2 separate regions of the Mus musculus genome follow, and region 1 is linked to region 2. A link is a loop called in an ENCODE intact Hi-C map of the cell type or tissue named here. Cell type or tissue: left cerebral cortex. All regions are shown on one strand. Links, peaks and the distances in the headings refer to the core of each region. The heading gives the core; the rest is flanking DNA. Region 1 has its middle 13 kb from the start of Aldh1l1. Region 2 overlaps Txnrd3 (thioredoxin reductase 3).

The links. Peaks named below come from ENCODE experiments on the same cell type or tissue, not always from the same donor. Only the 100,000 strongest peaks of a DNase experiment are listed, where the experiment ranks them.
Region 1: a loop joins it to region 2, with 4 times the contacts of the local background. A loop is called at or near these places in 11 of 42 quality-filtered maps.

Annotation. Positions count from the first base shown.
Region 1 is chr6:90,532,038-90,544,165 of GRCm38, reverse strand. No RefSeq gene overlaps it. Among named protein-coding and RNA genes, the nearest start is that of Aldh1l1, 13 kb to the left of the region's middle. In left cerebral cortex, for the core only: CTCF peaks have their summits at 6,010 (motif pointing right) and 10,444; DNase peaks (open chromatin) are centred at 6,011, 8,864 and 10,447; H3K27ac peaks cover 399 bases.
Region 2 is chr6:89,673,926-89,686,053 of GRCm38, reverse strand. Txnrd3 (thioredoxin reductase 3) reads right to left here. Exons shown (of 16, transcript NM_001178058.1): 15 at 11,859-11,993; 16 at 10,525-11,325. The coding sequence ends at 11,257. Among named protein-coding and RNA genes, the nearest start is that of Vmn1r40, 34 kb to the left of the region's middle. In left cerebral cortex, for the core only: CTCF peaks have their summits at 5,682 (motif pointing left) and 6,487 (motif pointing left); DNase peaks (open chromatin) are centred at 5,681 and 6,482.

The sequences.
Region 1 (12,128 bases), core at 2,803-10,802, 860 kb before region 2:
TGAGCAATACAGGAGGCCAGCATGTCAGGCTTGGGGACAAAGTGGCAGCCTGAGGGCTGGTGTAGGTCCTTTAGAACTTCAGAGAGGGAACTGTGTTCCAATGATGGGCAGAGCCAGTGCAGAGGCTGAACAAGTTTGAAGGGTCTAGCTTGGGAGAAGAAGGTAAGCAAAGGGTGTCTGGGAAGGGGGATGGGCTTAAGGAGGGAATGTATGAATTTAAAAGCCACAGGAAAGGACTCAACTAAGAAGGTGAAGTTAGATGTTAGAAAAGAAAGAATTTGCAGTCTCTCCAGTTTCTAGGAAGGATGGGTTGTTGTTGGCAGAGGTATCCACAAACAGTTTCAGGAATAGTCTTCCTAACTCCTTAACTAGGAGAGCAGGAGATAAAGGATATATGGGTGGGTGGAAGGATAAATAAATGGGGGCATTTAAAGAAGGGGACACACACACACATCTATAGATGGACAGATACATGAATGAGCAGACAGCCAAATAGCACAAGTAGCCTAGCTTGCTTTCTATTGCTTTGATAAAACACCTTGATCGAAAGCAAGTTGGAGGACAGGGGTTATTTGGCTTATGAGTTCCAGTCCCAGTCCAAAAGGGAAATCAGAGTGGGAACCCAAGGCAGGGACTTGAAGCAGAAGCCAAGGGGGAACACATTGCTTATTGGCTTGTTCCCTGTAACTTACTCAGCTGTTTCTCATACAATCCCAGATCACTTGCCCAGGTTAGCACTGGCTACACTGGGCCAATCTGATGGAGACATTTCTTCAACTGATGTCCCTATTCCCAGATGACTCTAGCTTATGTCAAGTTGACTGAATGAATAATAAATAGATAAATAAAATAATCAGAACTGGAATAAAGAAAAAGGGAGGGAGGAAGAAATGCATATATAGATGTGGAGGGATGGATAGAAGGGAGGTAGGGATAGAGGGTGAGTGTAAGAATGGATGTAAAGATGAGTGCCTCCATAGTTGGATGGGTAGATAGAATCGGGGAAGGCAGAAGGAAATGAGGAGGAGGAGGAGGAGGAGGAGGAGGACTACACAGATGGGTGTGTGGGTGGATGGATCTGTGGATGGAAAGGTGGATGAATGGTAGGTTGCCTTTATCTGTGTTTCGTGTTAGTACAAGATGGGTGATCCTACCATATGGCTTCTCTGGCCTCTCTAAAGAACACACACACACACACACACACACACACACACAGAGAGAGAGAGAGAGAGAGAGAGAGAGAGAGAGAATATCTTGTTTGGGCTCATCTGCTGAAGTAGGACAGCAAAACTCCAGGGGAAGCAGTGGGTGACAGTACCAATGTTGGATGATGTACCCTACCGCAAAACGAGGTGGAAGGAGAAAAGCTGTCCTCTGACCTCCATGCCCCACCACAGCCTGTGAGCGCGCACACTCACACAGGCAGGTGAAGGGCTGGGAGAGTTGCACTTCACTGCAGATTCATGGAGAACCTCTGCTTCCCAGGAAGGGCCCTGACCTGTAGCCATCTCAGTTTTCCTTCCAGACCATTCTGGTAAGATCTAGAAGCCTTATTTAACTGACAGTGACATATGTAGCCACTTGTGGGTTTTGCCCTGTGCACTGCTCAGTTCCAATCATGCCTGTTGGGGAGGAGATGGAATGGCCTGTGGAAAGTCACCTTGCTTTCCTGGAGACCTTTCCTGCACAGTGGCTGTCCCTGTGGTCTGGCTTAGGGACACTGTACTAGTCAGCTTCCAGCCCCTGCAGGTGCAAAGGCTCTGCCTCAGTGTAGGGGCTTGCCTGATGTCCCAACAAGGGGTCAGTCAGCAGAGTGGAAGGTCTCCACAGTCAAGGCAGCCAACAGGTAGGACTTTCCAGGCCCTGGACATATAGACTCATTTCAAATGGTTCCCAAGAAGGTTCCATGGGATGAAGAGCCAGCCACAGGGCCCACTGCTATGGAGGCAGGGTGCTTTCTCCTCCTGCTTCATTATCCTTTCAGTATATTCCCAGGTCCCAGGCTCTCTCTCCAGGATGCTGTGACAAGCCTCACGGTTACTCCCTCTCAGTTACATGTCATTCATGAGGATGACTGTTCCCGTGGAGCTCTTTCTATGAGTGCCAGTCACCCTTCAGCTCCTTCCTCACGGTGGCTTTCCTAACTGTTCCTCTCAGAGTGTATGACCCTTTCCTTCACTAGTCTGTGTTCAGGCCCACCCACCATCTCTGATTAGATGAGCAAACCTACCCTACAGGTAGAGATGGCTCCTTCTGCCCACTCCATCTTCTACAGAGATGAGAGATGCTGAAAGGGACTGGCCAGCTTCTCATGAGACTGATCCCACAGAAAGCTGTTACTTAGATAAAGGCCTCTACACAGATGTCGTCCATAGTCAGAATGAGGTCCTATTAGACAGTCCAGTCAGCCATCTCTACTTGGACTTGTCCCAGAGCTGCAGGGCTGGTGACTCAGTGCCCTTTATGTGCCGTATTATCCTGACCACCAGAGCTCCACAGGCATGCCCTGTCTCTTTCTTGAGTCCCATGAGGCATTAACATATTTATTTTGTATGTGGGGTAGTGATGGGGGAGACATTTGCAACCCCAAGTGCCCAACTGCATTCCCACATCTCCCTGGAAACCCTTCTTTGTTCTCCATAGTCTGCCAGCGGCTCTGAGAAGATCCCTTCAGGGCTGAAGCATTTGAGAAGTCAGGGCCAATGCTGAGAATTCTCTAACTCCCTCTCTCCAATGCACAGACAGACGGTGGAGTCACAGAGTATTGCAATGGGCGATCCGTTGCTTGGAAGGGCACTGTCCTGGAGAGCCAGGACCTGAGATTTAGAGCAGGAGGGAAACAAGCCCCTGAGGTATTGAATCCCTGGGTTATGTCACTCAGTTTGTTCTGGCCTCTCCTGACTGAGGGGACCTGGATATAGGGCCTGAGTAAAAAAGCCAGGCAGACAGCTCTTCAGACTTCTACTTCTCCTCAGCAAAGGGAGTTCCGGGGAGAACAAAGGCAGCCATGGAGGCACATGGACGGGAGTCCCCATGTGTCCTGTGGCTGTTTATGAGCTGCCTGATTCAGGATTCTCCCTCCAGTGGCAGATCCCAGGAAGGGACATTTGTTAGTTCACCTTGGTCTCCACATCACCAAGGCCTGTCTGCAGGAAGATGGACTCAGTCACTCTGCAGATAGGTACATGACCCCAAACACCTCCTGGGTCCCAGCAACTTGTAATGCTCCCACTTGTACCCAACCCTGAAGACTGGCAGACAGGATCCAGTCAGGTAAGGGCAGGGCAACTTACCCCTGGTAGGTCCTGCTGGCCTGGGAAGCTGGGGCTCAGCTGAGAAGGGAGGAAGGGAGAGGAGAGCAGCAGGCTCTGGTTTCCAGCCCTGGCTAGGCTCTGGTAGCCCAAGTTGAGCAACCACTAGCGTGTACCCACTGTGTTGTATCAAAGTCCCTGGGCTCTTCTGTTGTGTGCCTAAGGCAGTTCCAGGAAGGGTAGCTGTGGGAACATATCCCTGTGTGGGAATCTATAGGTTCCCCCTGGAACCCATGCTGTGGGCTTATGGAATGTCATTACTGGTCAGATGGCACAAGCCAGTGAAGTCACCCTCCCATGAAGCACTGCTCCCAGGCACAAAGCTGGTAGTTGGTGTAGGAAGTTAGTTCCCTGTGAGTGTGGGCACCTGAAGGGATCACTCTTGTTGTCACTATCACCACGCTGTGGCAGAAAGCCATCGAACTCAGCCACCATTGAAACAAGCCACCACTGTGGAAGCAGTGGGCCTCCTGTATTCATTGCTTATTCCCCTTCAGCCCATACCAGTACATCCTGCATGCCATGGTCCTGAAAAGCTGACTGGGACAATGCAGGAACTGAGAATGGGCAGACACGTACGGAAAAGCTGGGATGGGGTGGGCCGTGCTTGCTGTGGTGGGGCCCAGTGAAGCAGCATTAGGTAGTTCCATACGGAGGTCTCTGCTGGGGAGCAGTCTCAGGTGGCAGTCCTGAAGGAGGAAGCTGCTGTTGCTCATCTTTGCACCCGATGGTCAATAATTTGTAAACCCTGATTCTTGGATCAGAGGGAGACTTTTCGATCCCTCAGAGCAGAGTCTCACTTGGGGAAGGCTTTGCCACTCTGCTGGGTCTGAGGCAATGGGTCCTTGATATGGCTCTGCCCTTGCCAGCAACACACACTTGCTCAGGAATTCACACATACCCATCCCCCCCCCCCCCCCCCCGGCTCCCTCACTACAAATGCATGCCTAGGTCTCCTCCATCCTAAAAAAAAATCCTTTCTTTAATTTTTGTCTCACTAGAATTTGTACATGGTGAGCACATGGAAGTTTTCCCTAGAGACAAGTGTGACCTATAGATAGCGTCTCCCTTCCAAAGGCTGAGGTACCTTTGCCTTGGCCAATGCCACTCATGAATGCAATGATCTACTAGCCTCTGTAGAGGAAGGGGGTGGTTAGAAACTCTTGCCAGGCCAGTCAGGACCGTGCTACCCCAGGGCTGCTAGGTTCTCCTGGGAAGTCATCAGCCCGTGTGGCCTGGGCACTCAGAGCATACAGGCTTGGCAGAGCTGCCCACTGTCAGCTGTTCTCATGAACAGAGTTGGGGCAACTCACTCACTTGGCATTGCCGTGGTTCTCCACTGTTGCTGCCATTGGCACGTACTTGAGTCTCCTTTAGAGATTCCCCAGACCAGCCACCTTTGCCTCTGTTTTATATCAAGTGCAGTGTGCAGTGAGGTTGTGGTGGCAAAGGAGAACATGTCCAGTCCTTCAAAAGCAGAACCACATTGTCAACTTTGCTGGAAATCTCCCAGGACACAAGGTCTACCAGTGAGCTCATTGCGGAACCTCTCCCAGCTTCCCTGGAGGCCTGTACCAGGAACTGGATGTACCCAAGGAGTTGATGCTGTTTCCGGACAATTGTGTTATCATGAATCTATACTCATTTGGTTTAAAGAATGGTTGCTAGGACATACAAGCAACTCCTGTATATACTGGTACCCCATCAATGTTCTTTGGTCTTATTGTGACTTAAGCGTGCCTGCTGCTTCTCTAAAGGAGGGCTACACATCTCTGCTCTGAGGACACCAGATCTTGGCTAGTAGATTGTGGCTTTGTGCAGTTTCTTTAGATATCTACTCTTGCTTTTTAAACATGGTGGTAAAAGCCCATAGGGAGAACTGCGCACACTTGCTCTTCTGTGGGTTGCTTATATGGTGGCAGTCAAAGGCTGCTGGGGCCGCCAGTTAACTGGAACTGACTGGAGGCCTTAAAGTGGCTGAGCTACTATCACTGGGAACCTCAGAAAACTCCTCATTGAGCCACTGTTGGGAGACCCTGGCAGGAGCTATGACCTCTTATATCCTGGCCTCAGAATGACACTTCTGTCTTGATCCCTTGGCAAGGCAAGTCAATAAGGCTAAGACCAAGAAACAAGGTAGGAGGGACTGGAGGAACATGGAGAGGGGGCAGCACCAGAGGAGATGCTGGTGTTGCATATGTGCAGTAGCTACACACCCACTAAAAACAAAGGCAAGATGAGAAGACGACATGGCGGTTCATCTTAGCTGTCCTTAACAGATGAGTCGCTAACACAGTCACAGCACTCGTCATGCTGTTGCCTTTACTACTGTGATTTGGAACCAAAACTGCAGTGTGGTAGAGGTCAAGCCCACACGTGTTTGGCTTTCATAAAACCTTGGCTAGGTCTTGTTTTTAAAATAATTTCATTGCCAAAAAAATTTCCATTCTAACCCTAGTGTCCCCTAAACTCACAATTCCCATCAAATCATGACCTACTGAGAATGCTCTTTAAGGCTCTGGTCGGCTTGCTTGTGCACATTAGTCCTTTGTTCACTCGTTCACTCACAGCAAGGCCAGAGGCATTTCCAGATATGGCCAAAGCCTTACTAGGATGTTGGAGAAAGATGGGAGGGGACATCCTGCCTCAGGCACAGCACCCTGTCAGGTGAGCTACAGTGGGCACACTCGGCAGTTCTGGCCACTAGAGGGAGCCCGGGGCTCGCTGCCGGGTTCTGCGTGCTACTGGCCTGCCTTGGTAGCAGAGACTTCTGATCCAGTGCTCTGTGCCTCTCTGTACCTGTGCCTGGCTGCTTAACTCCACTGCACCCCACTACTTCTTATCTGTTGCAGGAGGGGGGTAGGGGAGGGGAGGGAGAGATGGGGGGAGGAAGCAGGAGAGGGGGAAGAGAGGGAGAAGGGAGAGGGAGAGAGTGAGAGAGAGGGAAAGAGAGAGAGGATGAGAGAGAGAATCAGATTTGCCTTAGGCATGGTAGGCAAGCTAAGTGAGAATTTGCATCTCATACCGGAGTCCTCCATTTTATTGCATATTTTTATGTACCATAGGTGTAATTAAGACTCCTTTAAATCAGGTTACTGAGTTTTTGAATTTGTGCACTTCATTGCTGAACCTGGGAAACAATCCATGTGACATAAACAGAAGGGAACTGCAATCCACATCACAGCCCACTCCCAGGTTCTTACAGTGTTCTCTCGGGGCAGCTGTGAAGCAAGGCTTATGCAGATCTCCGAGTCTCCAAGCTCCTGGTTACCTGGAGTTTCTCTTTGGGTAGCTTAAAACATCCTAGGTCAAGTGGTACCACCTGGATTTCTCAGAAGCTTTGGGGGCAGAGGCAGGGGGATTGTGAATTTGAGGGCAGCCTGGGCTCTGAGGACACAGTCTTTCCATGTATCACCGCAGGATACCTCCAGCAGTGTCTCCCCTCCGAGCACTTCTGTGGACTTCCAGTCCTTGTGTTTGGAGGCTGAGTGGGATACTTACTCCCTCCCCAGTGCCTGGCTCCTAACCTTCCATCTGAGCTCCATACATTGTCTATGTCCACCTTAAACCTTGTTCTGGTGGTGGGATCATACATCCAACCACACACCTGGCCATGCCATCGGGGGATCTGATTGGCATCTCACAGTTTTAGCCTATTGAGAACACGATTCTCCATCCTTGTAGCCTTAACCCTGTGGTTCCCACCTCCCCTGTTAAGGCAGTATTTATTCCTTGGTCCTCAGCGGGGCAGAGACCATACTTAGCCTGGCACTAGTTTCTTCTGCACAGCTCATTGCTCCACACACAGCTTACACTGCTGTGCTATGGTAACTGATGTCCCCAAATCTCAGAGACTCTGAACAAATGTTTCCATCTGCTTTTATTTCTGTGGCCCTCAGCACAGCTGGTCTCTGTCCATGTCTTCTTCATGCCAGAGGCAGAGCCAAAGCATCCGGCCTAATAAAGCTGGCAGGTCATGGCTGGAGGGAAGAGCAGTGACAACTCTGACAGCCCCTTAGGGTTTAGCTTCCTCTGTGACAGTGAAGACCCAGCCCAGGTGGGGCTCTTCATAGATGTGTGCATAATATTGATAACAGTCGCTGGCCACAGCAGCTTCTCTATGGATGTAGGATCGCATGGCTTATGAGGGTCAAAAAGACGTACCATCAAGGGGTGCTGTCTTAGTTACTTTTAAATTGTTGTGACAAGACACAGTACCAAGGCAACTGAGGGAAGAAAGGCTTTGTTGGCAGAGGGCAAGTTCATGGCCACTGTGGCAGGAAACATGGCAATAGGTAGGCAGGAATGATGCTGGAGCAGTAGCTGAGAGCTTACATGTTGAGACCACAACCATCAGACAGACAGACAGACAGACAGACAGTGCTAACTGGGAATAGTGTGCGTTTTTAAAACTTTAATAGTTCCACTAACTGGCGACCAAGCATTCAAACGCATGAGCCTGTTGAGAGGCCACTCCCATTCAAAACCACACAATGTAAGTACACAACTGGGAAATATCAAAGAAGGGCTGGAGAGGTGGCTCAGTGGTTAGGAGCATTTGCCACTTTTGCTGTGGACTGGGCTTGATTCCCAAGACACACATGGTAGCTCACAACTGTCTGTGACTATAATCCTAGGGGACCCAAGACCTTCTTCTGGCTTCTACAGGTACTTGGCACCCACAAGGTACACAGACATATATGCAGGCAAACAAACACCCATATACATTAAAGAAAAAAACTAGAAAATGGGGACCACATTACCTGTAGCCCAGGCAAGTCCCTAGGAGGCAAGGCTGAGGGCACAGCTATGGTGAGAGAAAGGGGTCATAAAAAACAGACATACCCACAAAAGTTCACCTCGAATTCCTACCCACAAAGTCTTCATTTAAAAGCCCAGAGTTCACCACAAAGTATCACAGCTGTGCATAGCTCTCTAGGCCTCCAGGACAGGCTACTATGCTTAAAAAGAAATCAGTGAAAATTCCAGATCTTTCTTGCATGAAAAGAGCAGAGAGTAGAATACATGTTCCCGTTCATTCCGGTTTGTATTGCTGTAATAGTGTCAGAATCACAAAAGCCTGTGCAAGCTCCTCTGGGGGCACAGGAGGGCCAGGTAGTAGGGGCTCTAAAGTTTTCAAAGCTTTTTTTTTTTTTTCATCTTGAGGTTTGAAGCATGTGAGTGTATTGCTTGATCCCTCACAGGGACCATGCTGAGCACACCTCCTCAGACTTCGAGTTTGCAGCAAGGAACAGCCCCCACGACAACAGCACACCTCCTCAGCTGTCCTCTGCCATTTCTGTGGCCCTGCAGAGCAAACCCTCTGCCCCCCCCCCACCGCCACCACACACACACACACACACACACACACACACACACACACACACACACACACACATACTCACACTGGTCTGAGATCATCAGCCCCACAGATCTTGGCAGAAACAAGCTGCAGGTCTAATTTGTATGGCAGAGGCATCCTGCTCCCTGGCCATGGTCCTGGCATGGCAACTCTCCCAGGAAAGCAGAGAACAAGGAGCTTTGTCCTGTCACCGATGGGGACACAAAGGCCCGGAAACATGGGCTGACTATAAGGAGGGGGGCACCTGTGTGGCCATTTGGCCTGCTGGGGACCCCTGCCTGTTGCCAAGGAGCCTATGGCCTCTTACCTCCCTGGACCCTGGACCACAAGCCCCAGGGTGCAGAGAGCTTTTGCTTTGCAGCCAAATGCCCGCAGTCTTGACTCAAAAGACCTGTCTCCAAGGAAATGGGCCTTCCTGTCCATGTCCAATGTCTAAAGGGGACAGAAGGGGTAGTCCTGTGGTTCTGGAAGGATCCTACAGTATCATCACCATTTATAAGCACAAGGGTGCAGAGGAGGGGCTAGGTGTCACCATCTCCCACCCAGAAACCGTGTTTCAAAAGACGGTGACGTGTGAGACTTGCACATACATTTGCCGTCACGGCTGGGTGGAGACATCAAACATAAAGGGCCCTGCTCCCAGTCACTTGCTGCTCATCCTGCCACCCAAGGACTACAGGCTGGAGTGGAGGATGTATGTTCTTTGGGTGTGGCCACTGTGCTGATCTCTCTGTCTGTTGACTTACTCATTGCAAAGGTAAGCCAGACATCTGCCCCTCCTGTGCCCAGGGACACTTGCCTAGCTGTTACCACTAATGCCACAAGACAATCCCCTTAAGCCCACGAGCTCTGTGCTGCACATGCATCTCTTCAGAGCCATCCTCGGAGCCTCTGTCTCTCTGTCTGTCTGTCTGTCTGTCTGTCTGTCTGTCTGTCTGTCTGTCTGTGTCTCTCTGTCTCTGTCTGTCTCTCTGTCTCTCTCTGTCTCTGTCTCTCTCTCCCTGTGGGTGCTGGCAGCCAGACCCAGGCCTTCTGAGAGAGCAACACCCACTCCTAACCTCTGAGCCATCTCTATGGCCCTCACAGTTAACATTTCCAGCAGGATGTGTCTATTGGCAATGAATTTCCTCAGCTTTTATCGGACAGAATCTTTCTCCTTTACTTCTAAAAAAAATTTTTGTTTTATGTACAGTTCAAGTCACTGGCTTTGCTTTCAAGTGTTTTAAATTTTTACCCACTCTCTTATTTATTTTATTTACTGAAAGGTTTATTTTTTAACTATGTGTATGTTGTCTGCATTTGTATGAGTATATACCACTCAAGCACAGTGGAACAATGTGGAGGCCAGAATGGGGTATTAGATCTCCCTGGTGCTAGAGTTTCAGGCAGTTGTGTGAGGCCAGACATGACTGCTGGGACCTCTGAAAGAACCATTCAGGTATTAACCACTGAGCCATCTGGCCATCTCATCAGCCCCCTACCCCTACTCTCTCCTTGCTCACTTTGTCTCTGGCAGAAAAATTAAAGGTATTCAAAGGTACCCTTGTGAAGTAGTTTCTTCAGAGTCCTTCTAGATTTTCTCTCTGATTCTCTGCTAAAATATGCTCATCTAACCTGTGTTCTTTTTTCTCTTCAGTTACAGAGCTTCTGTTGTTGACCTTTGACCGCATCCAGTCTGTGTTCTACCCACTGAGGACATCCATATTTAATGTCTTTACATTTTTATCTTCTTGCTCAGAGTTAAGATCTGCATCACATTGCTCCTTCTCCTGACTGCCGCCTGCTGTCTTCCATAGGAATCGCAATATATTCAGTCTGGTCTGCCTCCCTGTCCAGTCACCTGAATCATGTCCTGCCTGGGTCCCCCCCCCCCTTTTTTTTCCTTGATACTGCAGACTATGGCTTTTCCTTTTAGGATATTTTGAAACTTTTTGCTGAAAGCCAGACCTGAGGCATTGGTTGACAGGAGTGGTGTTTGGTGTTAAATGCTATGTAAACTTAGCTGGGAATGGAGCCGTGTTTAACACTGTGTAATGTCTTAGGGCTCCTATCACTGTGAAGAGACACCATGATCACGGCAACTTTTTTTTTGTTTTTGTTTTTGTTTTTGTTTTTTCGAAACAGGGTTTCTCTGTATAGCCCTGGCTGTCCTGGAACTCACTATGTAGACGAGGCTGGCCTCGAACTCAGAAATTCGCCTGCCTCTGCCTCCCGAGTGCTGGGATTAAAGGCATGTGCCACCACGCCCGGTTTCATGGCAACTCTTATAAAAACAAAACATTTAATTGGGGCTGGCTTACAGGTTCAGAGGTTTAGTCCATTATCATCATGGAGGAAACCATGGATGCCTGCAGGCAGACATGGTGCTGGAAAGGCAGCTGAGAGGTCTACAATTGGATCTGCTCAGTAGGAAGAGAGCGTGACACAGTCTAGCTTGAGTTTCTGAAACTTCAAAGCCCAGCGATACACTTTCTTCAACAAGGCCACACCTGTTCCAATAAGGCCGCACCCATAATAGTGACACTCCCTGTGGCTAGAGGGGGCCATTTTCATTCAAACCACCACTCTGACAATGCCTGTAGCTTCAAAGTCCATTGTCTCTCTCTCTTTCTCTCTGGACATCTTGACAGTGGTAGCCTTGGCTGTCCTGGAACTCACTGTGTAGACCGGGTTGGTCTTGAACTCACAGAGATCCTCCTGCCTCTGCCCTCAAGTGCTGGGAGTAAAGGTGTGTTCCACCATGCCCTACTCTACTCTATTCTTTTTTTTTTTTTTTTTTTTTTTTTGGTTTTTCGAGACAGGGTTTCTCTGTATAGTCTTGGCTGTCCTGGAACTCACTTTGTAGACCAGGCTGGCCTCGAACTCAGAGATCCACCTGCCTCTGCCTCCCAAGTGCTGGGATTAAAGGCGTGTGCCACCACCGCCCGGCTACTCTATTCTTTTGATTCTTCTGTCATCTTTGTGTTTCTCTGAGAAAATTTCACAACTATGTCTAATTTAGTGAAGTATATGTATGGGTGGGAACTATGCCATGTGAGGGGTATTAGGAGGTCAGAGGTCAGTTTGTGGGCATCAGTTCTCTCTTTCCACCGAGTGGATCCTGGGTATAGAACTTAGGTCATCAAACTTGGCAACAAGCACCTTTGTCCACTGAGGTGCCCCCCTGCCCCCCCCCCAAGCAATTCTGAAAGAGAGTCTTTCTCTTGCAGATCTTTCAACTGTAACCCCTGAACCCAGGCTGGAGCATGCTTAATATAGGGAGAGGATCTGTCTCCTGAGAAGGGTATTCTTGGGTTGTGGCCATGAGAGATCATTCTGAAAAAAAACCTCTGCCCTCTCTCCAGCTTAGGTGAAACACAAAGCCAGATTTAGGGGCTGGAAGGCTGGCTTCATTTTGCACCAGACAACAATCTGGCAAAGTCCTGGCAGTGTTGGCTTCCATTATGGAGACGGCA
Region 2 (12,128 bases), core at 2,668-10,667:
TAATAAAAAAGAATATCATTCTGAAAATTAATTAATTAATTAATTAATATTCAATTGCTAAACATAAAAAACACCATGTTAACAGCAAGGATTTAAAGAAATAATTTTTTGCCATTTGACAACAAGCCAAGTAAATTGTGACGCAATGTCATACTTGCTCATTATATAACCAAATTCCATTACCTACAGGAAGTAATCCTAAAGGTACCCAAAGAAATGAAGTTTGGCAAATGGATGTGTTTCATTTTACAGAGTTTGGTAAACTGAAATATCTTTTTTTTTTTCACTTTTCTCTTTTTTTTTTATTATTAGGTATTTTCCTCGTTTACATTTTCAATGCTATCCCAAAAGCTCCCCATACCCACCCCCCCAATCCCCTACCCACCCACTCCCCCTTTTTGGCCCTGGGGTTCCCCTGTACTGGGGCATATAAAGTTTGCAAGTCCAATGGGCCTCTCTTTGCAGTGATGGCCGACTAGGCCATCTTTTGATACATATGCAGCTAGAGTCAAGAGCTCCGGGGTACTGGTTAGTTCATAATGTTGTTCTACCTATAGGGTTGCAGTTCCCTTTAGCTCCTTGGGTACTTTCTCTAGCTCCTCCATTGGGGGCCGTGTGACCCATCCAATAGCTGACTGTGATCACCCACTTCTGTGTTTGCTAGGCCCCGGCATAGTCTCACAAGAGACAGCTATATCTGGGTCCTTTCAGCAAAATCTTGCTAGTGTATGCAATGGTGTCAGCGTTTGGAAGCTGAAATATCTTTAAAGGGGAGGGGAAGGGTAGGAAAATTAGATTTGGTTAGGCCTTAAGAAAGTCAAGCTAGCAACTGTTATTCAGTCTCTGATGCCTAGAAAGCTCAGGGCTTGACTGAAGTTCTGACTGGATCTGTCTGAAAGGTTGAATGAGGCAAGATGATTTTGACTCCTGGTATCATGGAATCCATGACACCAGGAGTCCAAACACGTCAATTCAGCATGTCTGAGGACGAATCTGACCAAAGCTGTACACTCTGTAATATACAAATCTCAAAAGAGAATTTAAGTACTGTGATGGTTTGTATATGCTCAGCCCAGGGTATGGCACTGTTGGGAGGCGTGGCTTTTTTGGAGTAGGTGTGGCTTTGTTCGTGTGGGATTTAATATCCTTGTCCTGGCTGCCTGGGAGTCAGCATTCTGCTAGCAGCCTTCAGATGAAGCTGTAGAACTCTGAGCTCCTCCTCCACCATGCCTGCCTGGATGCTGTCATGTTCCTGTCTTGATGATGATAAAAGATATTCTCTGAACCTATAAACCATCCCCAATTAAATGTTGTCCTTATAAGAGATGCTTTGGTCATGGTGCCTGTTCACAGCAGTAAAACCCTAAGACAAGTACCATTAAAATATCTGTATGGATTGTGTTATTCTGTGTAGGGTGCACACTAGTTAAGGATGAAATTCTGCTCCTTGTTTGAGCATGTGAAAGACAGGTGTCTTTTTATGAGCCAATTTTAATAATAACCAATCATAAAACAGTTAAAGCCATTTCATTATTAAAAAATCATTTGACTATGAGACATGTCTGCTCCTGACAGTACCTCCCCCCATCACAATTCAAAAAAGATATTGAGCATCATTACCTCCAGTTGGGCTTGATTATTGTGGCAAGGCTGCCACCTAGCTGACACAGGTCATCTACAGACAATACTGTCCAGAGAAGGACAATTTTTGCCGTATAGTTGACTATTAGCTTTGCTGAGACAGGATCAGTGGCCCTTCAACTTTTTGCATAATAAGTATGTCAGATAGATGATCCTTGACCAGAAGGCCTAAGACAGAAGCTCTTGGATTCTGAAAAATGGAGGACTGTCCAGGTAATCAACCATCTTTATAAATTGGTCAAGTTTCATAAGCTATGCCTTGTGCTTCCTATATTTTCAGTTAATATTTAGTCACTCTCGGATTTCTGATAGGGATAAAGACTAGTTTTAGTCTCATAATCAAACTCAAGTTGCATAAGATAGAGAAAGTTTATATAGTAGATAACATAGGTTTCTAGTGATATTACAGGCTAAAATTCTAAACATAATCCAATGATAGAGTCAATTCTTTCATTTAGGAAATATGGTAGACTACTTTATCTAAATTGACAAATTGATGGACTAGATGTCATTTGTACCTCATACTGTGTAGTTTGCTTAATAGTTATGGTTTTGTTCAATTTGTATCTGGGAGAAGAGCTTTTTTATAATCCCTTAGGTTGGAGTGGATGGTTCTGGCTATTTTATAAATTATAGATATGTTGTCATTTTGAGGGATATTGTGCAAATGTTGTAACTTTGGACAGGAAGAGGAAACAAGAGAACTTAGATTCAGGGATTTCTACCTTTCCTCTTCTCTGTGCTTCCTTCTTAGATAAAGGAGAGGGAGTTGTAAAGGAAAGTGGGGGATATAATAATATTATAGAAATTAGAGAAATAGAGATAGGATATTAAATTTACTCCTAAACAAAGCATTGTATAGCCATAATCTTACATTGGTAGAAACTTTTATACTTGATGCAAATTGGAAGTTTTAATTTCTTACATTGGTAAAGAATTTGTATGTATTAATACTGGTTTAAGGTTTTCATTGGTATAAAATTTTGTATATTAATACAAAATTTTAAATTAATATTATTGCTCGTAGATAGGCATTATGCCTATGCAACTCATATAAGAATACAAAGGCTGGGAGCTGCAGAAGTGGCTCATCAGTTAAGAGCACTGACTGCTCTTCCATAGGTCCTGAGTTCAAATCCCAGCAACCACATGGTTTCTCACAACCATCTGTAATGAGATGTGACACCCTCTTCTGGAGTGTCTGAAGACAGCTACAGTGTACTTACATACAATAAATAAAGAAATCTTTAAAAAAAAATAAAAAGAATGCAAAGGCTTAGACTCAGTCTCTTTAATAGCTGCTATTACAAACTGTTTAGGATGACTGTACTGGCTAATTTTGTGTCAACTTGACACAGGCTGGAGTTATCACAGAGAAAGGAGCTTCAGTTGAGGAAATGCCTCCACGAGATCCAGCTGTAAGGCATGTTCTCAATTAGTGATCAAGAGGGGAGGTCCCCTTGTGGGTGGTGCCATCTCTGGGCTGGTAGTCTTGGTTCTATAAGAGAGCAGGCTGAGCAAGCCAGGGGAGGCAAGCCAGTAAAAAACATCCCCCCATGGCCTCTGCATCAGCTCCTGCTTTCTGACCTGCTTGAGTTCCAGTCCTGACTTCCTCGGTGATGGACAGCAGTATGGAAGTGTAAGCTGAATAAAACCCAACTTGCTTCTTGGTCATGATGTTTGTGCAGGAATAGAAACCCTGACTAAGACAATGACTAAGTAATGTAAGTTAATAGTTAGATAGTGAAACTTATGGTCATATTAGATTCTAATTAACTACAACAAGTGTTTTCAAATAGTATTCAAATAGTGAATAGCTAAGCATAATGAATGTTTGACAATTACATTTAGATAGTCTTCAGAAGTTTCAGAGATCCACAGAATATAGAACTTAATATTATTTCATCACTGAAGATCATTTGACTATGAGACAGGTGTGATCCTGAGAGTGTCCCCATCCCACTTCAAGGAAGATATTGAGCATCATTGCCTCCAGGCTGAGTTGTTTCCATCTTGGCAAGGTAGCCCTGGGCAAGAATTGCCCTAATTCATCTGCAGACAAAAATACTGTCCAAAACAGGACAAACAGATGTGGCATAGTCAACTGCCTAGTTCTGCCAAGACAGGGTAAGCTAGTTCTTCATAATTCCTGTTTCATTAAAGGTCTGTCAGATGTTTCTGTGCCAGATGGCTGAAGATAGATGCTCCAACGTTGTAAGAAATTAGGGGACTGTCCAGGAAGTCACCTGTCACCACAAACTGTGTAGTTTTGGAAGTTGTACCTTTGCGCCTCCTACATCTTCAGGTAATATTTAATTTCTTCTCAGATCTCTGATGGGATGGAAGACTAGTTATAGTCTTATATCAAACTTAAGTGGTTTAGCACTAAGGAAGATAATCTAGATTTGTAAGGATAGATTTCAGATGGGAATACAAGTTAAAATCAACATAATTGAGGCACAGAACTATAAACATCTTAAGTTAGGAGAGATGATAGAGTACTTTATCTAAATTGACAAATATGAAGGGCTGGATGTTAAGTGTATGTCATATTTTATAATTTACAAAATTGTTAGGGTTATGTTCAATTTATATCTGAGAGAAAACAGCATTTTTATTGGACAAAAGGGGGGAATACGTTGTGAGTAGCCCTGATGCTGTTTGTATTCTGATGTTAATTCTGCTTCCTCAAGAGAGGCTGCTCCCTGACAAGCAGCTGATCATGTACTCAAGTGATCTTAGGTGAACCTTTTCCCCATTTTAACTGGTCAAATAAAGGCTAGAGGCTATGATTGGGCAGTGGAAGGAAAGCTGGGACAGGGGGTCTTGGGGCAGGTAGAAGGAGGAGGAGGACAAGGAAGGAGAGAGGACAAAGAGGGGGAAGCCAAGATGGAGCAGAGCCACCTGGCCAGGAGAACTGCAAGTAGCAAAGGGTCTCATAGCCGGGTGTGGTGGCGCACGCCTTTAATCCCAGCACTTGGGAGGCAGAGGCAGGCGGATTTCTGAGTTCGAGGCCAGCCTGATCTACAGAGTGAGTTGCAGGTCAGCCAGGGCTATACAGAGAAACACTGTCTCGAAAAAACCAACCCCCCCCCCAAAAAAAAATACAAGTAGGTGCAAAGGGTCTCATAGCTGGAGAATAAGTTAGTGTCGTGTTAGATCTGCCTAATGTAGGCTTATAGCTTATAAATATAACTGAATTGTGTGTTTTCTATATGGGCTTATTGGGGTTGAAAATGACGGCAACAGTCTAGATACACAAATGCACACACACACACACACACACACACATCACCCCAGCACTAGCCACTGCTGTCAGGATATTTAAAGGTAAGGAAAAGCTGAGAATCTGCTGCAGGACAGGGGAGCCTAGTGAGAGTGGAGTGCAGTGCTGCCCTGCACTGCACATAGAGGAAAAAGAAGAGACGGGTGGACCCAGGCAAAGTGACCCAGGGTTAAGAGTGGACCCAGGCAAAGTGACCCAGGGTTAAGAGTGGACCCAGGCAAAGTGACCCAGAGTCGGGAAAGAATAAAGAGGAAAGTTTAAATTCCATGATAAAAGTGAAAATAAAAACAAAATACTAAAGTCTAGGAATATTATAAAACCGGTGCTAATGAAAGTCGTGTGTGTGTGTGTGTGTGTGTGTGTGTCTGCACACAAGCCCTTTCCACCCATGGTACAGGACTTTGAGCTGTTAAAAATCACTGCTATCGTCAAGTTCTTTCTATAAGTGCGTGTGTGAACTTGTTGAGTGTGCTCTGCTGCTAGTAACTTCCAGGCCTAGAGTTCTCAGGAGGAAATTGAATCTGGTCCACCCTAAGATCCCAAACCACATGAGATCAGCTATTCTTGGGACTGGCTGCAGACATAATGTTGGCAGATTCGTTGCTAGCCCAGTCACTCTCCCATTTGCAACTTTTATTTGAGTCCAAGAAAGACATCTCCCATGACCAAGTGCAGGTTATGTTTTCAGCCAAACCAAGTTTACTACCAGGTCAGGAGCACATTTGAGTCGGTGCTTTGTCGCCACCTGCTGGAGCAAGGAGGGACGGCCACCTCAGTCCTGGCGCAGCAATAACCCTTGTGAATAAAAGGTGAGGAGTCTGCAGCAGCTGACCACACCCCCCAAACTCCCATGGGCTCAGTGAACCAGGCTCTAGGGCCTCAAATTCGGACTCCGCTATTGATTATTTCTGTGGTCTTGGCAAAGTGATTCGCCTCTCTTTTCCTGTTCACTGGAATTCTGTGGTTGTAACCTTCTTAAGTCGCTGTGAAGGCTAAGATGCTGTCACGCTTCCATTGTGAGTTGAAGGCTGCCTGTGCAGCTGAAAAGTAAGGCTGTGGGATCCACAGCTGCCTTGTGGTGCTATCATTGATCTAGAAATTCGTGTCCAATGCTCTTCTTTTGCCAGGTCCCCTAAATAGGTTGTTGTAGTTTCCCGCTCGTATTTGGTTGTGTATGTGATTTTAGGAAAACACAGATTACAGGGGAAGGTTTTGGGTTGGTTTGTGTGTGTGTGTGTGTGTGTTTGTTTGTTTGTTTGTTTGTTTGTTTGTTTTTTCTGAAAAGTACCCAGAGCTGCTAGGAGCCCTGACCTGGGTAAAGGAATGGATGAAGGAGAGACACACTTCACCACAGACAATGTCAGGGAAAGCACAGGAGGCGAGGCAGAGTGACGATAGGCCTCCCTGAGGAGGAAATGGGCAGAGACTAGGGGTTGTAAAATGTCATCGAGATTGATGGTGTCTCTTCTAGAAGCTGCATTCCCCATGTCCTTTGCAGGCCCTTGGGTTTCTTCCTTGGCCCTACAGAATATACGCTGCTCTCTGGTGCCACCGTGTGGTACAAAGGGGAATCCGCAGGAGGAGCCAGCAGGCTCAGGTCTTCAGGCTCCTGCGAAGTCTAGACCTCATTTAGGGATGCTGGACCCTTTGAAATGGTGACCATGAGAGGATGAGGCAGCCTAGAAGTCACAGAACCTGAACTTTCCCGGGCTCATCTGTGCTGGGGTGGTGGTCTGCTTAGGCAGGCTTGCTCTTGCTTCTCTCCTGGAACAGAGGTAAGGAGCGTCTAACCAGTGACATCCAATGGGGCTGCACCCTACATGAGCATGCAGAACGTAACTCCCTTCATTCTGCCCAGTTTTTAGCTTTATAGTCTTCTTCTGGCTGAGTTGGGTTCTGCCTAGATAACCTTGGGTAATTATCACTTCCATCCCACCAAGCCCAAGGCTTCATTAGGGGAAGGGGGGTTGCCTGGGACATCTTGGGACGTTAAAAGTCTAATCTGGAGCCTGTGGGTGTGTTAAAGAGGAAACTCACACGCATTGATAAGCGTCAAATCCAGCCAGACTGTGTGGCTGGAAGCTGGGAGAAACTGATTCACTATGACAGCTGTCCATCTTTAAAAACATCTAGGTTGGCCTGACACCCTTCAAATTAAGTACATTGAAATGATGTGTTAGCCAATGTTCACCTCATGTGACAGTCCTGAATGCATGGCTTTCACACCACATAGGATGACATATCTCTGTGGGTAAGGGCCCAGTGAGGCCCTTACAGATCCTGGTTCCACCCTGGCTCTCTTTCTCCAGGGGCCTGTGGTGAGAGCCAGTTTCCTCCAAGCCTATGGGGGTGGAAGTGGACAATGACAGGGCAAGCTAGACACGGGCACTAATTCGTAACTCATGCACCCTGCTCCTGGCAGAGCTTCTCTGGCAGAGGGAGAACCAACCCACACAAGGCCTTGAGAACAGGGAGACGGAGGCAGATTCAGCCCATGGCCTCAGCAACTGAGTAAGGCCCAGACATAACTGACTCCTTAGCCATCAGGGCCCTCGTTATTTTCAGATGTCAACTGGAACAGTAGGAGGCCCTGCTTTGTTGCTGGCAGAACACAGGCCAGAGCCACCCCTTGCCCCTCGTCCTTTAATATAGATGCCTTCCTGACTTTCATCGTTTATCACAAACAGTTCCAATACCAAGGAGACCCTGGTGGGCACTAAACAGAAGGAGAGCAGAGGATGTGGCTGGAACAGAGCTCAATCTCCAGAATCCACATAGTGGGAAGATATAAGTCATTTCCACGATAAGTGAACAAAAACAAATAAACAAATGCAATTAGAATGTATAATGAACACAATTAAAATTTAAATAGAGATTAGTATGACCTAATTTTTCTTCTATTATTAAAAAAATACAAATCCCATGTTCCTTTACTAGATGAGATAGCTTGGGTCCTGAAATGGTCACCAGGGTGGCCTCTGATTACTCCTTAGAAAGGGACACAGGGGATGGAGAGATGGTTCAATGATTAAGAGCACTGACTACTCTTCTATAGGTTCCGAGTTCAATTCCCAGCAACCACATGGTTTACTGAATAACATTCAGTAAAAGCCAGACAGGAACGACCAAGCTCTGAGAAACAGAGGACTTTAAACATGCCATATGGCCTGAAAGGTGGATGCTATATGAAAATATATGGGGAATCTGAAGAGAAAGATAAAATATAAGAGCCATGGCAGTTCTACCAGCGAAAACCCAATCTACACATACAATGCAACACCAGGGAAATCTGTGCAAGGCCTTTAGCAGCAGATGGGATGGGACAGGATACAATTGGGGGGGGGGTCCCTGGGGCCAAGTCAAGGTGGGAACAAGAGGAATCTGAGGTACACAAAATTAATTCCAGTGCATCCACACTGTTAGTCTACAAGCAGAAAATATATAACATATTTGAGGAAGATATGACTGAGAATTTTCCCATTAAGACATCAAGTCATGGATCCTAGAAGCTCAGTAAAGCCCAGAAAGGCTAAGAATGAAGAAACATCCACCATAAGTCCCCGTGTGACGCCCTGCTTGCCCAGGTTTCAGTTGCCCACCAACTGCAGTCTGAAAACATTAAATAGAAGACCAGAGATATACAGTTCATCTGAGCAGACTCCCACCCCACCCCATGGTCCCTCTCCCCCTCCCCCATCCAGGGATATGGAACCTTCCTTCATGCTGAGTATCCACAGTAGATTCCTCCTTCCCACTAATCAGATTGGCTGCTTGTTCTTAGTTGCACCTGGCTTACTACTGCAGTGGCCCTGGAGAGTCACTTGCCCAGAGCAGCTTCCTCCAGAGAGATCATTACTAATAAGGAAAGAAAAGTGCTGAGTGCCAGGTTGGCTGTGGTGACCTGAAAGAATGAATCCTCTACCCACAGAGCTGTGAAGAAGGCGCAGTGCTCTCATACCAACCACAGAGCAGATGTGATAAGACAGAAGCCTGCTTGGGATGAGAAAGGCCCTCTGTGTGTGCACAGGATGAGGTCTGGTCCCATCTGTGGATTCAGGTAGCCACTGGAAGCCCTGGGACAAGGCCCTTCCTTTCTGAGCAAGGGGGAGCTCCAGCTGATGTCTTAAGTATAGCTATGTAGTGATGCGAAAAGGCACATAGAAGGAACTCAACAAAGTGGCATGATGCATTCACAATGATAAAGGACAAGACGACCCGGAACTTAACCTTTACAGTGCTGATAGGAAACACAAGTCAAGCTGGATTCCCCTATTCAGCAAATGTCCTTCAGAAATGAAGATAAACATAGACCTCCACAGACCGATGAAAGCCAAGGACTAGGTCCCCACCCGGGAAAGCCAGATGGAAATCTGAATGAGCTCACACCAAGATGAACTGGTTGGTTGTTTTTCTCACTTACTCTATAAATGGGCAATTGCTTAATTCCCTAGATGTTAAACAGGAAAGCGTGAGTCCCAGAAGCTCTGTATGCTCTAAGAATACAGTTTGGGAGATAAGGAGATGGTTCAGTGGTTAAGAACATTGGCTGCTCTTCCAGAGGACCAGAGTTCTGTTCCCAGTACCCCATTGTGGCTCACAACTGTTTAACTCCAGCCACAAGAGATCCAGTGCCCTCTTCTGGCCTCTACAGGTACCAGACATGCATATGGTGCACAGACATACATGAACAAAATACTCACATACATAAAGTCAATAAAAAAGACGACCAGCTATGCACTAGTCAGTGTTTGCCTCGAGGGGGTGCATCCAATATGCTTACTCTTCACACAACTGGCTGCATGGCCTCTCTGACACTGCAGTGACCAGACAGAAGTGTACAACACCTAGCCAGCAACTGCAAAAGCACCACTGTGTGTTCCAGGATTAAATCCCTTCCTGAGAACACATTTGGTAAGCATTCTGAACTCACCATTCCCAAAGGGTAGCAGCCATGCACCACCTTTGAATTGGACAGAAGTGATCACAGGTAAGGGATCCTGGTGGCCTTGGGTCCAAGTGACCTGATACCCACAGCATCCCGCAGCAGTGCTTCCAATACGTGAGAGAACAGCCAGCAGTCCCAGAAGCTAATTCCTACGTGGGCCATTCTAGATACAATGACACCTGAGTGCAGTCTGTCCCTGGCACTGGGGTACAGGCGTCATGAGTCAGGACAGTCAGACCCCTCTACACAGACCCTGCTCCCTCCCCCTCCCCCTCCCCCACATACACACGTCTGCCCCTCTTTTCTCTCTCCATCTAGCCTATGTCTAGTCACACTAACTAGAAACAGACCTCTTTCCTTTGACCTCTACACATCTTCTTACCTGGTCAGGCCTGTCATTTGGTTGATAGTTCAGGCAGTGCTTGGAGAACTGGTTAGACATCAGTTGTGAAGTATGATTTCCCTATCACATGTGGTGCCAGTCAGCTCAGACTACCCAAGATAACGGATGTATAAAGAAGAAGGGCCACTGCTATGGTGGTGCATGCCTGCAATCCCAGCCTTTAGGAGGCTGAGGCAGGAGGATTTTGAGTTCCAGGAGAGCCTTATTTTAACACCAAGTAAGACTCTGCTTCAGAAAAAAAAAAAAATACAGGCATTTTTTTTTAATTTTAGTGTAATAGTTTTCAATGGATCATGACTTAACAAATCATGTTTAACGAATTAGATCACACAAATTGTAGTAAAATCTTTTTTAATAGTACCCTTAAGATAAACATGGAAAACCAATAGCAATACAAGGACATTTTTTTTCTCTTCTTTGTGATGCTCCGTTAGACTAGAGGCTGGGAGGAGAATGGCTCCACGGTTCTCCCCTCAGGAGCTATGCAAGGAGTGAGGCTTGAGTCAGGCTTCTGACAGCAGGTTATATTAGTGGGAGGCCAGTGCAGCCAATTGCTCTAACCTGGCTCCCCAAACACCACAGATCCATAAGTGCTACACTCTGGGCAACAAGCCTCTTTACAGTCAAGTCCACAACTGAAAGATAATCTCTTCATGGAAACAAAGTGAGGGGTCAAAGCACTAGCAACTGGGAAAGGGAGGTGGGCTCACTGTGCCATCTAAGGCCTCGTGGGGTGAAGTCGAGGCTGACGTGCAGAAGTCGGCCTTGGCTCACCTCTGCAGGTTCCGAGCCAAGGTGTCAAGGAAGCAGCCTGGCTGCTGCATGCCGTCAGCTGAGACTCCAGATGCTGCTGCTGCTGCTGGTCCTCTGCCGCCTTCTCGTCTCTATGCCAGGAGAAAGTCCGGCACTGGTCCCCAGTGCCCAAGCAGATGTCATGGGCACAGAGTGAGAGTGTGACAGGGAAACCCAACAGCAGCAGGGCTAGCCTCAGCAGCCTTTCTGAGTAATGTCCAGCCCTGAGGACTTTGTGATTTCCAATGTTGTGAATACCTGTTTGCAAAGAAAACAAGAGATGGCAACGTTACTGCTGCTTTAACAAGGACGTGCTCCAGCTGCACTGAGAGAACACATTGAGTTAGGTTGCTAATATAGAACATACTAGAATCAAAAATCTCTGATGTTGCATTTCAAAATTGTTTTGAAGCTAGGCTAGTTAAAGCCGTTGTACCTCACTGTGGGCTGGGGAGACTCTAACTGGGTAAAGAGCTGGCAATGTGAGGACCCAAGTTCAAGCCCTGAAAGCCATGTTGAATGTGCAGGTACATGCTTATAAAATCTCCATGTCATGGAGACGGAGATAGGTACATCCTGGGACTTGCTGGCCAGCAAGCTTAGGCTATCGGCAAGCTTCAGGTCAGTGTGACACCCTGTCTCCAAAAGAGGTAGACAGTACCTAAGGAATGACACGCAAGGCTGTGCCCTCGGCCTGCACGTGCACGCGCACACATATACACACACACACACACACACACACAGAGAGAGAGACACATGGATACACACAGACATACCCTCCTGTTCCTTACCTCACCACAGGTGGGGTGGATTCCAATGGTATCATCCAGTAGCTGCTTCGTGAGCCCACATTTCATTGCAGCTGCAAATCCCTGCGTGATTTCACCAGCATTTGGCCCCAGAAGGTGAAATCCCACCACACGTTCCTTTAATAGAGACAGAACACAGAATTCCCATAAGCTAAAGATCAGAATGAAAGTCTACTCCCTGTCATTCACAGCTAAAATATATAAGATCACCCACAGGAAAGGAACTGAGCAGTGAACAGCCTCTCAAAGGAT